Linked DNA regions of Homo sapiens: region 2 is linked to region 1. A link is a contact called in ENCODE Hi-C or POLR2A ChIA-PET data. All regions are on one chromosome and are shown on one strand. Each heading gives the region's core, a stretch centred on a gene start or an enhancer-like site at or near the end of the contact. The rest is flanking DNA. Distances are from core to core; before and after follow the strand shown.

Region 1 (6,644 bases), core at 1,649-4,148:
GATATGGATGTGACAAAGATTTTTTAGAAATAATAACGACCAGTGCTTTATGAGTTGTGAAGTGTTTTTCTCTCCCACAAGAAATTACAACACAAAGTGCCCTATGCATTTTTTTAGTATGTTGATAAGACAGCAGGAAATTTTTTAACCCTCAAAACTTTCTGATTATAAGCTGTGCTCTAAATTTACACGGGCAGTGTTCCAAGTCCCACACTCCTTTACAAGTATATCATTACAGACCTGCAAGTGAGAAGGTAAATTTCCCCATGGCAGTTCTGAAATCTGACTTCAGGCTAAGAGGCCATGGACTGAGAGGGCTGATTGTGCTGGGTACCTACATATCAAAATCTCCTCTAGTATTTTAGTAGTTCCTTCTGTCCTTTTTGCAGCCCCGTGTCCTACAGAAGTGACATTTTGTTCCATTTTCATTTATCTTACTCTCCTTAGTTGTATATCAAAAGATATACACATTTATATAACCCAAGAAGCCAGGGATTAAAGCACAATATTTCTTAACACAGCTTCCTCTAAGATCTCCAGTAGCTACCTAATGCTTAAAGCTTGGGCTGACGTGGGTTATGGGGTTATAGTAGCTTTATAGATATTTCTATTTGTGTATGCTATGTTTATATATGTAATACATATATGTGTGGCTTAGGGCTATACTGACATGTTATTTTCTATGTGTTCATTTATTATAAACAGCAGGCAAGCAGACGTTTCACCTCACACCTCACTCTGGTCTCTATCATTCAAAAAATATTGCAAGATTCCCATTCTAAATTAAATACATCCGAGCTTACGTCTTTTATCAATTCTTTATTCTTGGTATCTCAAAATTCTGGTCTTCGTCCTTTGTCTCAAAAAGGGAAACTGCTGAAAGCATTTCCACCTGGATGTTTAAATTATTTAAGTTGCAGGAACCAGACCTTTTCCCTCCTGAGTAGTTGTGGGTTTTAAAGGCTAAAATTGCTTCATCATGCCAAAGTGAAAGTATGCATAAATTATTTAGTTAAACCTGAGAAAATACAGACTTTTCCCAGTGATCTTTCAAGGGCTGCCTACTTAAATTTCAGAAGAATGGGCAAGATTTTTTTTTCATTCTCTTAGAAAATTGAAGTATCTCTTGTGTCTTCTGTCAGTTGGAATGTGAACAAAATTACAAAATGGTAATTTTTTTAAAATTCCAAGCTTCATAATATCCAGTATATCTATATCATTCCAAGGTGAATACTGTGATAATCAATCAATACCAGGAAGACTCCTCCAGCTGGCGAGAACTGCAAACCCTCTCTCAATGTATTCTTAGGAAAATCAGGCAACTTGTTATAGGTCTTTCCCTAGTGCCAACCTAAAGACTGGGGGGCATTTCCGATTCAATTTCTAGTCATCCAGAGTTGGTATTTCAGTTTTAAAAGTAGAAAGTTAGGTAATTTTAAGATGTTATGAAAACTTTGTTGACATTTTTAATTTGCTTTTTAAATTTACCTTTACTTCAGCAAATAAAAATACCAGAAAAGTGTGAAGTTGTGTGGTGGTGGTGGTGGTTGGGGTGTGTGTGTGTTTGTGTGTGTATGTGTGTGTATAAGATAGATAATATTAAAGTAGCAATGAAAACAGCCCAGAAATATAGGCAATTGAGGCCCAATTTCAAGTTTCTGTAGCATAAGGCATGTATATTACAGAATGTACCACATTATGTATCTGATCTCTAAATTCGCCTTAGTATAAATGCTCCAAGTACATTCTTATGACCAAGAAAAGAATGGTATTTTTAATTGAATACCTAACCTCAAATCCTGAAAGAAACATTAATTGGGACAGGACAAAATGTCAACAAAAAAGTACTTATGTGAGTTATTTAGTATACAGCTGTCTGTTCATTTGTAGAATCCATTTGAATTTTATGTTCAGAGAAATTGGGAGATGAGAGTAAATATGGGGGGAGATTGGCATGTAAATTTGTTGAGTTTTCATGAAAAAATAAAAATTTAAAAAACCTTCCAAGCAAAATAAAACCTGTTCCATTCACAAATGATGGATGTCACTGATCCCATTAATACCTGTTACATACCAGGTCCTCTTCCTTATATCTAACTTGCTTTTTCTCCCAATTTCAGTGTAGTTGCTCTTGACCTTGCCTTTGTTCTTCTCTCCTCCTTCTCTCTTCTGCCCAGGCACAGTTATGTCCACTAAACCAGATGAACAAGATTTCATACTGACACCACCATACTCTGTTAAATAGTTAAAAATCCTATTTTGGCTTTTGTTTGCTCACTTAGATTTGTACACCCAAGGTGATGAAGAGAGCACAGATAGAATCTAGAGACAAATAGTTTCTGGAGTCAGGAATCAGATCCAGATTCTAACACGAGGTGATGTGGGAAAAAGTCAGTTAAAATTTCTGAGATTCAATTTACTCATCTATAAAATCATCCTCATAATAATTGCTCCCCCCTTCAAAGGTTTGTTATGAGGAGCAAGTGGAAAAATGTCTATTAACGGGCTCTGCTGTCAGTGGATTAATGCATAAATCCAGGTATTATTATATAATCAAACTGTCCTTTTAAATGTAGAAGAAAAGGGTTTTTAAGGCACACATGAGATTCTGGAAACGTAGACGTTATAGAAAGTCTATAGGGACTAAAAATGCATTGTCTTCTATATGCATTTATCTTGCCAGAGGTACATGCAGACCTTTGGGGGGTGCTGCTCTGGCCAGGACAGTGGTGGAGAGCTCTGACTCTTGAGTGTGAGAGCTGGAACGATTGAGAAAAGACAGGAGGGAAACTTCGAGGTCAGGTGACTTCTTTCTAACTACAGCAGGTTCTCAGATCCCTAGGCTGGCCCAAGATGAGAGAACAGTCACCAAAGAGAGTCTGGCACAGTAAGCCTAAGTCTCAGTGTCATCTGATTGTGAAATCTGCTTGTTTGCATACTCATACAGTACCAGAGCTTAAGCCCTGGCCACTGTACGGATGACTGTACAAGAGCAGAATCTAAGACCAAGGGGTTGTTTTTACTAAGGAAGAAAAATTTATTAGAGTTACTTCAAGGAAATCTATTAGATTATCTCACCAAATACATTAATAGCATCAATTATTGTATTTTACATAATTTTTTTTACACCAGATACACAGTATATTAAAGAATTTGTGGAAGTCCCCCATGTGAACCAGTATTAACCATGATAAGAGTAATCAGGACTGGCCCAAGAAAGGTAGAAATGAGAATTTATAAACTTGTCTAATTCTCATTGCTTGAAGAAAATTGAAATGAAAGAATCCAAAAAGGGATTTATGAATATTTTTTAAAGCTTAAAAAGCCCACATACTTATCATCGAATTGTCTGCTTACGATAGGAGCTGGAAGAGTCCCTTATATCCACTCAACTGTACTTACATTTTAAATGGTTGTTTTCCTTTCTCTTACACTACTACAAGAGAAAGGAAATGCCTAGGCAAATAAACTCAGTTAAAATAACTTTATGGTTGTGACACAGTTTGACAAAAGCAAAGGAAATTCAGAGTCACTGCTCACACTGTATCCTCAGCTGATTCCAACTGTGGAAAATAAAATGCTTTAAAAAAAAAAAACAATGGAACAAACTTGGGATGGATTTAGTCTTAGTCTTAGAGGCAGCCTTCTTAAATGCTGAATCTCTGAGTTCGCCATCTTTAAGTTCTTATAAGAGTTGCAATATCTGTATTCATCATAAATCTAGTCAGAGTTAAAGAAGAGTATTTGGTTAAGTACTGCTTGGAAAATATGTTGTCCTTTTTTAAGATTATGTGATTCTAACTCAAAGCTGTAACTTCTTGGGGGTTAATAACCTACCTTGAGATATACTTTAAGTAATAATAATGGCTTCTTGGGATTAGGAAAGATATTAAACTTACCCATTTCCAACGATCCTGTACTATTGCAGGAGAGATGTGGGGAGGGAGAGAAAGAGAAAGAGAGAGAGACGAGAGAAACATTTTGACCAAAATTCCATATTCACTATTGCTATGCAAATTATAAACCTAACAGAGAGGTGATGTATCATTTTTATTAAACTTATGCTGCACAAATAGTGTTTACATAGAAGAGTATAAAGTTAATTCCCTCCCGGGAAGCATTTCTAAAAAATATAAATTGTATTTTGAGAGTTAATCAATTTGTTTTTTCTCTTTTGGCATTTTAATTGAAGCTTCCAAACCGTATGCTTCCTCAAAGTATCAGAAGGCAAATATCAGTCGTGTGGTTATAAAATCAACTCTTAATTTTCTTTCAATGAAGTAGCAGATAGTCAGCTTGTAAATTTTACCTACATTACTATGGAGCTGCAGTGCTATAAATTCAAAACAGTGTGCAGGTTGGTGGAAATTGAGGTCCAGGCAGCAAGGCATGTCCATAAACTTTTCTCAGGTTATTGGAACAGAACGAATCAAAAGCGGTTCCTGGTTGTATGATATTCTCTTTTGATAGAGCAGGCTGCTTGTTGTTAGCAATCCAAGTGCAGAGGTTAGTCAGAGCAGAATGTAATTTCTAGCAATCTGACAGACCTGCGGATTGAAGCGGCAGGTTTTCCCTTCCGATTTCAGGGAATTGCTTCTTACTGTGACAAATGATTAGCTGTTATCTCTGACTGAATTTGATTTCTACAAGCAGCTGAGTCAGGTAACTTTGCAGCGTTTGAGGGGGTTTTTTACAGGAAATGAAATCGGCTCCCTAGTCATATGTGGACCAAATGAAATCTTCTCTGTCAGGGCAAAATTGTGCTTTTGGTTAATTGAAGGCAGATTTAGCATAGAGGGTGTGTGTGGTGATGTGTGTGCAGGGTGTGTGTGTGTGATGCTCTGATGGTGTAGGCAGGCACACCCATGTGTGTACATTTACAGGAACGAGGGATCATTTCATGGATTCTCTCCCAACTTTGAAAATCCTGGGTTCAAACAAAATCCCTACATTCTGAGCAGGGTTGAAGCTTTTAGAATAAACTATAAGTGGAGACAGTCATGTGGGTGTCAGAATAATGAGCCTTCATATAAGGACATCCTGTTTCAAAAGAGTTTGAACTGCAATATTAATCAAAACACAATAGATACTCACTGAGCATGGTTTTCACAAAAGTATTCATCAAAGGGCAGCTGCATTCAAAGCAAGAGATTTAGGTAAAATAAGTTAATCCTTGATCTCATCCAGGTTTGTGTGTAAATTTTGAATAGGGAGGGGTTCTAGTGATAGCAAGCGTCCTCTGGATGATAAAACAAAAAACGTGGCATGGGAAATTCCAGGTTTATCTTGTGCTTCTTGTTCGCTTTTGATGGAATCTTAATAGTGACTACACAATTAGGATCAGGTTTATCCTTCTGTTTATAGTTTGTAATTGCTCTGGAAATCCTGAGTTTCAGTAGTTCAACTTTTAGTTTTTAAGCAGTCGGTGAGTTTTTTAAAAAGTTACTATCGGATAATGTTTCATAGTTTCTAATCCTATTACAGCAATGTAAAATAAACTGTATTTCCCAAATACGAAGCAACATCTTTTATTCCCAGACCTCTTACTTTGCAAAGAGGAAACACCATCTTTAAGGTCATACTAGTAATACTCCTTATTTTGTGATGAACATAATATACTTTGTTTATAAATCCTAGTTTAAAACAACAGAGATTTGTGGTAATTGACGAAGAGTAAAAAAGTCACAAATACTGAATCTTCATTTTTCAGATGTGAGCACAACATTCCTAGGTATGTACTAATATATTCTAACACGGCATTGCGCTGTCATCAAGACTTTTGTCTAAATGTCACCACTATTATGAGCAATACTTTTGCTAAATTCTTTAGTTGTATTCCCTAAATGGCAGATACCTTTGGACCTCTCTCTCATTAGCTATTAAAAAGAATAGTTCTTTGAAAATAACAGTTCTGTGCTCCCTAAACTTCTTTTGTTTTTTGTTGAGTGATGTCAACTTAGAGTTCCACACTGATTGCCCTTCCTCCTTGCTTTGTCGCCACAAAAGGGGTGAGGGGGTGCCGGAGTTTGACCCACACCTCTGGTTAGTATTAATCACACAGACATCAGGTAATCACCTAAGTGCACTCAGACATACTAATAGAATGATTTACAGACCAGGCCCTTTGTGTTTTTCTAAATCTCATTTTAATTTATTTAAAGTGACAGTGAAGCTAGACTCCAAGCTAATGAGTCTGCATAAAAATGATTTCTTTTTCCACCTTTGTGTTTGCTAAAACTTTCTGACTCTGAAATCCTGTCAGTGAAAAATTATTTGAGATGAAACACTGCAAAAGAAGGTAAGGGGAAAGGAGACAAAGAATATGATTTGATCATCAGAGACCTGCCCTGGGTCCAAGTGGGCCTCATGGTAGCCACAAGTGTCCAGATCAGACAAATGGGGACTTTTGCATATATGTTTTAGTGCTTCATCCAGACTTGAGTGCTTCACAGAGTCTGTGAGGCAACTCACATCCTTTGGTAGCTAACAAATTGGTCCTTTCTGACCAGCAAGCAGTTTAAGAAAGCTAAGCTGTGTTGTATGCGTATTAAATATAGCACGAACTGCTTGGCTTTGCTTAACCTTAGTTGTATTAACAGATTGTTTGTTTTGATGACTGCGCCGTTAGCATGCCAGATGATAAG
Region 2 (6,644 bases), core at 2,202-4,701, 36 kb before region 1:
AAGGTTTAGAAAGGGCATGAGCCTGGAGTCAGGAAGAAAGTCTACGGTTACATGTTACTGTAATCATGGAATTTCTAGAATTACAAGCAACACAGGCAATAATGATCATTGACTAGAAGGACATTTGGAAAAGAAAACCCAGCGTTTGAAAAAGAGTGAGGCAGTTTGATTCTGTTTCTCTGAGTGAATAGTGAGACTAAGTGGGGTGTAAGGATGTTTCATCCTCAAAATTTATTTTTTCTTTCATTACTATGTCAGTTTGAAAAAGAAAATAAAAAATGGTTGTTGATCCTGAAGAAACTAATCCTAGAATGTGCTACATCTTTGAGAGTTTGGAAAGAGACAGTTAACATACAACCCTTCAAAACAGTGGAATTTGGTAAACCCTGGAACACTGTTCTTGCTGATCTAATTCATGACATTAAGGCCTTCCTCGGCCTTATGAGGAAGCAGATGAAAATAATCCTTTTGCGATGACTATTTTCCCCCTTTTCTGATTTAACTCTTCCATTGCCTAAGACTCACCAATTCTCAAACTTCTAAATTCTCCACACTGCCTTATCTCTGCCATCCCATGGCAAGTCCTAAAGCTGCTAACATTTTGTAACAACTATGTGACAAATTGTTGTGCTTTTATTCAGGTCGGACATCTTTGCCAGGCTTGCTTGTTGTGTTTTCTGTTTGGCTGTGTCATGGGACCAAAGGTGCCTGCCTTTGTACAGCATGTCAAATCTGGTTAACATGCAGCCATTTATCTTTAAAACCACTCCTGCACAATGGCAGAGGTGGGCCAAGCCACAGGGCTCTAAGCACAACCCAATTTTTCAGACCATCTTTTCTGCATATAGGGAGCACGTTGGACAGCAGACAAGACATTTTGTGATTTGGGGAATCTCTTAGAGACAAATTGTAGAGTGCAAGTGCAGTGTAACTGGACTGCTGGGTGCCCAGTGAAGTGAGGAAAATCAGATACAGCACAGGCTGAAAGAATGAAGCAAGAATTCATATCTCTGTGCAGAACATGCACAGTACTTTGCTCACACAGAGAGTTCACACATAGACAAAAGCATGTTTGCTTGTGGGTTATTTTCAGGGGATTCTATAGCCACAGTCTAGGCGTATATATTTGCACGTAAGCTTTCTTTCTGCATTTTGTACTGGTAGGTGTGTCTACATGTGAACATGTAAACATGCTTATATGAGAAGACAATTTGCTGTTGCTGATTTAAGACACGGGAAAGGCCTCCTAGTTCACTGAGGCGTTTCCCTCCTAATGTAGTAGAAGCAGAATCTTTTTGTTTTCTACAATTGTTTTAATAAAGGACTCTGTGTGTGTTTAAGGAAGACTCAGAGCCAGAGTGTCAAGTGCTGCAGTGAAAAATACTGAAGATTTTTCTTTCCATAAGACAGCTGCAAACTTTATAACCCAGTTCACTCTGGGTTTTCATTTCTCAATTGTTTCAAGGTGTCTTGGGAATGATTTGCCCTTAAATAACTAGTTATCAACAAAGGAGAAAAAATAGCAATAAAAAATGTGATAAACCTGCATAGACTAGTTTAACTAAAATGAAGAATTTCCTTGCTTGGAGCAGTTCAAGGACCGAACATAGCAAAACTGTGTGATTTAAATGAAATATTCAGAGTGGTCAACATAAATACACATGTAGACAAGAGATAGTATATGTGTGTGTGTATACACTGAGGTTACTTCTTGAAGAAATAGGCATTTTTTCCTTTCTTTTTGCTTTTTCTTTCTTTTCTTTTTCTGAGTAAAGGACCCCAGAGATTGTCTTTCACTTTGAAAACAATCTCTAATATCAGGAAAATGCGCTGTTTGTTTATGCGTACATAATGCAAGTTTGTCCGCCTGGGAACTGCAGCAAATGGGAGAAGTATGCATGGATTTCACAGGTAACAGGATTACGTGGGCACATAATTGATCCATTTGGAGAAAAAAAATGACAGTGCTCTAAAGATGCCTAGGCTTTGGAGATGGAGTTTATGAAACAGGCATTTGTAAATTCAAAGGAATCAATATGTCAATTTTATTACATCTCAGAACCAGCTGGGCATTAAAGGAACAGTAGCCTTAAAAAAAATTACAGCTGCATATTCCTACGTTGTCTACCTTTCTTAAAGGCCCTAGAATTTAAGGAAATGAACTTAGAGATGTGTACCTTTTCAGAAATGAATTTACATTGTCCAAAGAGAACAACAATTTAACATTATGTCAGTTATCAACCTAAAAATTTGATTGAAATGTCTGCCTTATCATTACAATTGAAGTCTATTAATAGATACAGATAATAAGCAGAATAGTGATTTTCACATAGGTTGCACTGTCAAGGATTCATTGGAATTCATATTTGCATTGTGCTTTTCAACAGTCTAGATTTTACCTCTTCACTGATGATAGGACATAGTTTAAGAGCTAGCCTTTGGGTGTCCCACAGAATTGGGTCTGTGCATGTGTGAAATATTCCTGTTTTATTAGAGTTTTTGACAATCTATTTTTTTTTTTTTTTTTTTTTTTTTGAGACGGAGTCTCGCTCTGTCGCCCAGGCTGGAGTGGAGTGGCGCGATCTCGGCTCACTGCAAGCTCCGCCTCCCGGGTTCAGGCCATTCTCCTGCCTCAGCCTCCCGAGTAGCTGGGACTACAGGTGCCTGCAACCACGCCCGGCTAATTTTTTGTATTTTTAGTAGAGACAGGGTTTCACTGTGTTAGCCAGGACGGTCTCGATCTCCTGACCTCGTGATCCGCCCGCCTCGGCCTCCCAAAGTGCTGGGATTACAGGCGTGAGCCACTGCGCCTGGCCGTTTTTGACAATCTAAAAAGACCAAGCTATTTTAAATTATTAAGTTCCTAAATAATAGGATTTGGACAGCAGCCATAAGAGAGGTGAATGGGATGGGAATTTAAGATACTATTTTAATATCACAAAGAGGTTACACAACTAAGGATGAAAGTTAGAAGCTATGAATTGGTCCACATACTCTGCATGTGCTGTCTGCTAGAGGCTGCAAGGCGAGCTGCTTCACTGTTTCATGTTCCAATCTCCACCACCCAGACTCCTGCTCCAATAACATCTCTAGATCTATTCACTTGTAACAAATGGAGCCCAGTTCTCCTCCCTCCCCAAGGAGGCCAGACACTCGATATAATGAAAAGAACACAGGATTCAGACCCAAACAAATTTGTGTCCACATTCTGATTCTGCCATTTACTCTCCATGCCATGTGCCCCTGGGTGCGTTTCTTAACCACTCTGAACTTCGGTTCTTAATGCTTAAAAATGGGGAGCAGTATTTGTTTTATAGAATCTTTGGGAGTATTACACAAAATTCTAAAGACAGTGTCTGGAGCCTAGAAAACGCTCACTAAATTCTGATTATGACTGTTTCAAGGTGTGACTAATCAGGATGCCAGGAACCCTACGATGGAGGCACTTCAGTTTCTGGGCCTTGCTGAAACATTCTTGAAAAGAGGAAACAATAACCGTAGCCTGAGATATTCGTTCCTTTTTTTTTTACTCTTTGGAGAGTACTTAAAAAAAGAAGAAAAAAGAAATAGTCATAGTGATTGGCATGCTATTCTACCTCTACATTTCCAGGAAATATACATGGTACTTTTTCTTATAGAAACAGCATCTCCTCCAAAAAGAATACATTCTGAGATGACTTTTGTCACAGCACTTAAAATATCTGATTCCTATTTGTCTCCCCACAAATGTGTAAATGGCTTGAGGGCAGTCTTGCCCATCTCAGCTCAGGCCATGACATACAAAAATTGTTTCGTTAAAGCAAAGGTATAATGAATACAGCGGGTATATTAAAGATTCAGTATACATTATCATATGTAGAAAAAAGCTTTGGGTAACTTTATGTCAGATTCCCTACCACCATATTAATAACTTTTTGAAATTCACTTTGTGACAGCTATGTTATTTTGAATACTTGAGTGGGTTTGCTTTTTGTTTTTGTTTTTGTTTTTAGTTTGTATTTAAATCAACTGGCTCTCTGCCTTTCTCAATGACACCTTTGAGACTTGGGAGTCAGGGAGGCAGAGAGGCAGTGTGGGTGCTCGGAAGAGTGTAGGCTTTGGACATCTGGGCTCAAATTTGGTTTCTACTTTCATACAAGCCATAAGACCTGTAGCAAGTTGTTCAGTCTAACTGCATCTCTGCTTCTCATAATAATACTCATGTTATAGGGCAGTTGGGAAGAAATACTGGTAACAGGTAAAGTGCCAAGCACATAGTAGGTGATTAATGTTCTGTCCCCTTCCTCCACTCTTCTTTGTCACTTGAGCATTCACTTTGGGTTGGCATTTAGTGAGCTCCTTCTGCCCGTCAACAAGTCAATCAACATTTAATACATACCATGGGTAGATATCTTACCCCTGTTCCAAATTTCATTATGAAAATTGGGCTATTTTCTACTCAAGGAAATGAGCATGCAGAAGTACCTTCTGTACTTAGAATCACAATCATTTTAGCTATTTTCCGCTTAATCTGACGGTTTCTTTGTTCCCATCATCTTTTTTAGTGAAGCACTTTGGTGTTTCTGCAATCCTTTGCTATCATTCTGTGCTTGGGTATCTCAGATCTCTCTTCTCCCCCGATCCTTTGAAGACATCAGAAAAGAAGAAGCACAAGGTCTCTTGACTATACGTTTGCCACACAACTGTGTGGATTGGTTAGTTAATAGAGTTGATTAAAACACTTTGTTTGATTCTGCTTAAGCATACCAGAAATACATTCAAAATCTACAGCTACAAAATGTAAAGAAGGTAGTCCAAATATAGTACTACATAATGAGGCTCCCTGTTGGTAGTATATAAAGCAGTTTAGAGTATAGCTTCAAATTCTAATGAAGATCATTTTAAATCTTGCACTGAATTGTGAATTTAAAATTCCCATGTTCTCCATAAGTATCTGAAGAGGGGCATGTAAATACCATAAGTGAATTAATTACTGCCTTAAGTTGGTAAAGCATGTGTGAATCCAAACTTTATTCTTGAACTTGCACTTCTCTTCCCAAGGTTTTTTGAACCATTTCCTATATGCTGAGTTCTGAGTACCTATTTAACTACTGAGGACATATGAAGAAGGTAGTTTTCTTTGCATGGATTAAATGTTTCAATCTCTGAAAATCACCACCACCACAACAAAAAGTCTGCCCGGCACCATCTACATGTACATGATGAAATTCCTAAAGCAGAAAAGATATATTTATAATCTGAAACTTATAAAAACATGACAAACTGTTACCTTCACTTTTGTGCCCCCTTTTTTCATTAACAGTATTAGGTCGTTTTTTTTTTTTTTTTTCTCTTGAGAAGAAACGAAAGACGAAGTGGCAAGAATATCTTTCACTTTTGCTCACGTTTTGGTGGTGTAATATTGGGACCACTGAAGTAATTGGACAACTTTTCCGAGCTGACTCTTCTGAAGTAAACCCAAGGCAAAGGGAAAATGGAGCTGCTGCTAGGCTCAACTGATGGCGCCCACATGGCGCCCACCCCAGCTCCTTCAGAGACTCCATCATTTCCACAGAAGGGCCAGAGGCCCTGCCAATATCCGCACATCACTGGCATGATAGACCATAACAGCTTCTTCTGAGCTGTTCCGGTCTATCGTGTCAATGCGTACTCGGGGAGTCCTCAACGCACGGATCACTGACACGGCACTACATAACGGCTCCTTAGCAGCCATTATTGGGTATCAAGTCAATGCCTACTCAGGGAGGCTTTATCGCAGAGGCCTGCACGAGCAGACACATTCCGAATACTAAAATTCCTTAGGAAAATTAGTCATTGCCCATGTGTGATAGCTGTTTTCCATTTTGAATTTTAACCATTTTGGGAAAAGGAAGAGAATGGGAAATACCAGTATAGTCCGAAAAGCCCTTAAAAAATGAGTGCGAAAAGTGGAAGGGTGGAGTGGACATAGGAAGATGATGAACTTGTCATTTTTTCCTTTCCATAGCTTCATTTTATTGTGTCAAAGTTGCAGAAAGCACTTCACTTTCATCGAGGCTCTTTTTAGGCAGGGTACAGCCAAGAAAACTTTTTTATGGCTCAGATGTAAATCCTAGAAAACGTAGTAGAAATGATGGCAGGATCTCTAACTGTAAAATAACAGTAGTGTTAGTAGTAAGTGTCATTATAATAACGTTATAGAACTCTGCACATCAAAAATACCACATTTTATCATGATCTCTGCAAGAGATTTCTGTTGGTAGTCATTCTAGACTTCTAATAAATAATACGTTGAGTAGGAAAGGTTCTGTGAGGATCCAAATAATAATGAAAATGACAGTGGTGATATTAATAATAATAGTACAGCTCCCATTTATTGTATCATTATTATGTGGCAGGCATTTGTATACATTATCTCATTTAATTTTCTCAGCAGATGTGACAAATCAGGAAACTGTGGCTTAGCAAAGTTAAATAACTTGACTGATGTCATGCAACCACTAAGTGACAGTGGTGGGATTTGAACTATATCTGGGGAGAGTCATGCTCTTACCATTGCATTGCCTCTAATGATCATCACTTTCAGGGAACTAGGTGTTTAATTAGAATATCCCAACCCATTGTCTGCTTACTGATCAGGAAACTGAGGCAGGGTAATTTTAGTA

What was found. A loop is a pair of places that touch in the nucleus more often than their neighbours do. ChIA-PET counts read pairs that join two places held with the same protein, here RNA polymerase II (POLR2A). Pooled maps may share reads with other maps.
Region 2: a loop to region 1 is called in a pooled map, with 3 times the contacts of the local background. The contact joins two enhancer-like sites. A Hi-C loop is called at or near these places in 26 of 168 maps with a recorded cell type or tissue (B cell, IMR-90, K562 and 17 more) and 25 of 50 pooled maps. POLR2A ChIA-PET finds 5 or more read pairs at or near these places in 10 of 52 experiments (AG04449, Caco-2, MCF 10A and 7 more).

Annotation. Positions count from the first base shown.
Region 1 is chr2:144,453,070-144,459,713 of GRCh38, reverse strand. The region is part of intron 2 of ZEB2 (zinc finger E-box binding homeobox 2); the gene reads left to right. Among named protein-coding and RNA genes, the nearest start is that of ZEB2-AS1, 63 kb to the left of the region's middle. Within about 2 kb of position 2,898, at least 9 of the 41 ENCODE cell types and tissues checked have a DNase peak (open chromatin) inside an H3K27ac peak, as active enhancers do.
Region 2 is chr2:144,490,043-144,496,686 of GRCh38, reverse strand. All of the region lies in intron 2 of ZEB2 (zinc finger E-box binding homeobox 2), which reads left to right. Among named protein-coding and RNA genes, the nearest start is that of ZEB2-AS1, 26 kb to the left of the region's middle. Within about 2 kb of position 3,451, at least 2 of the 41 ENCODE cell types and tissues checked have a DNase peak (open chromatin) inside an H3K27ac peak, as active enhancers do.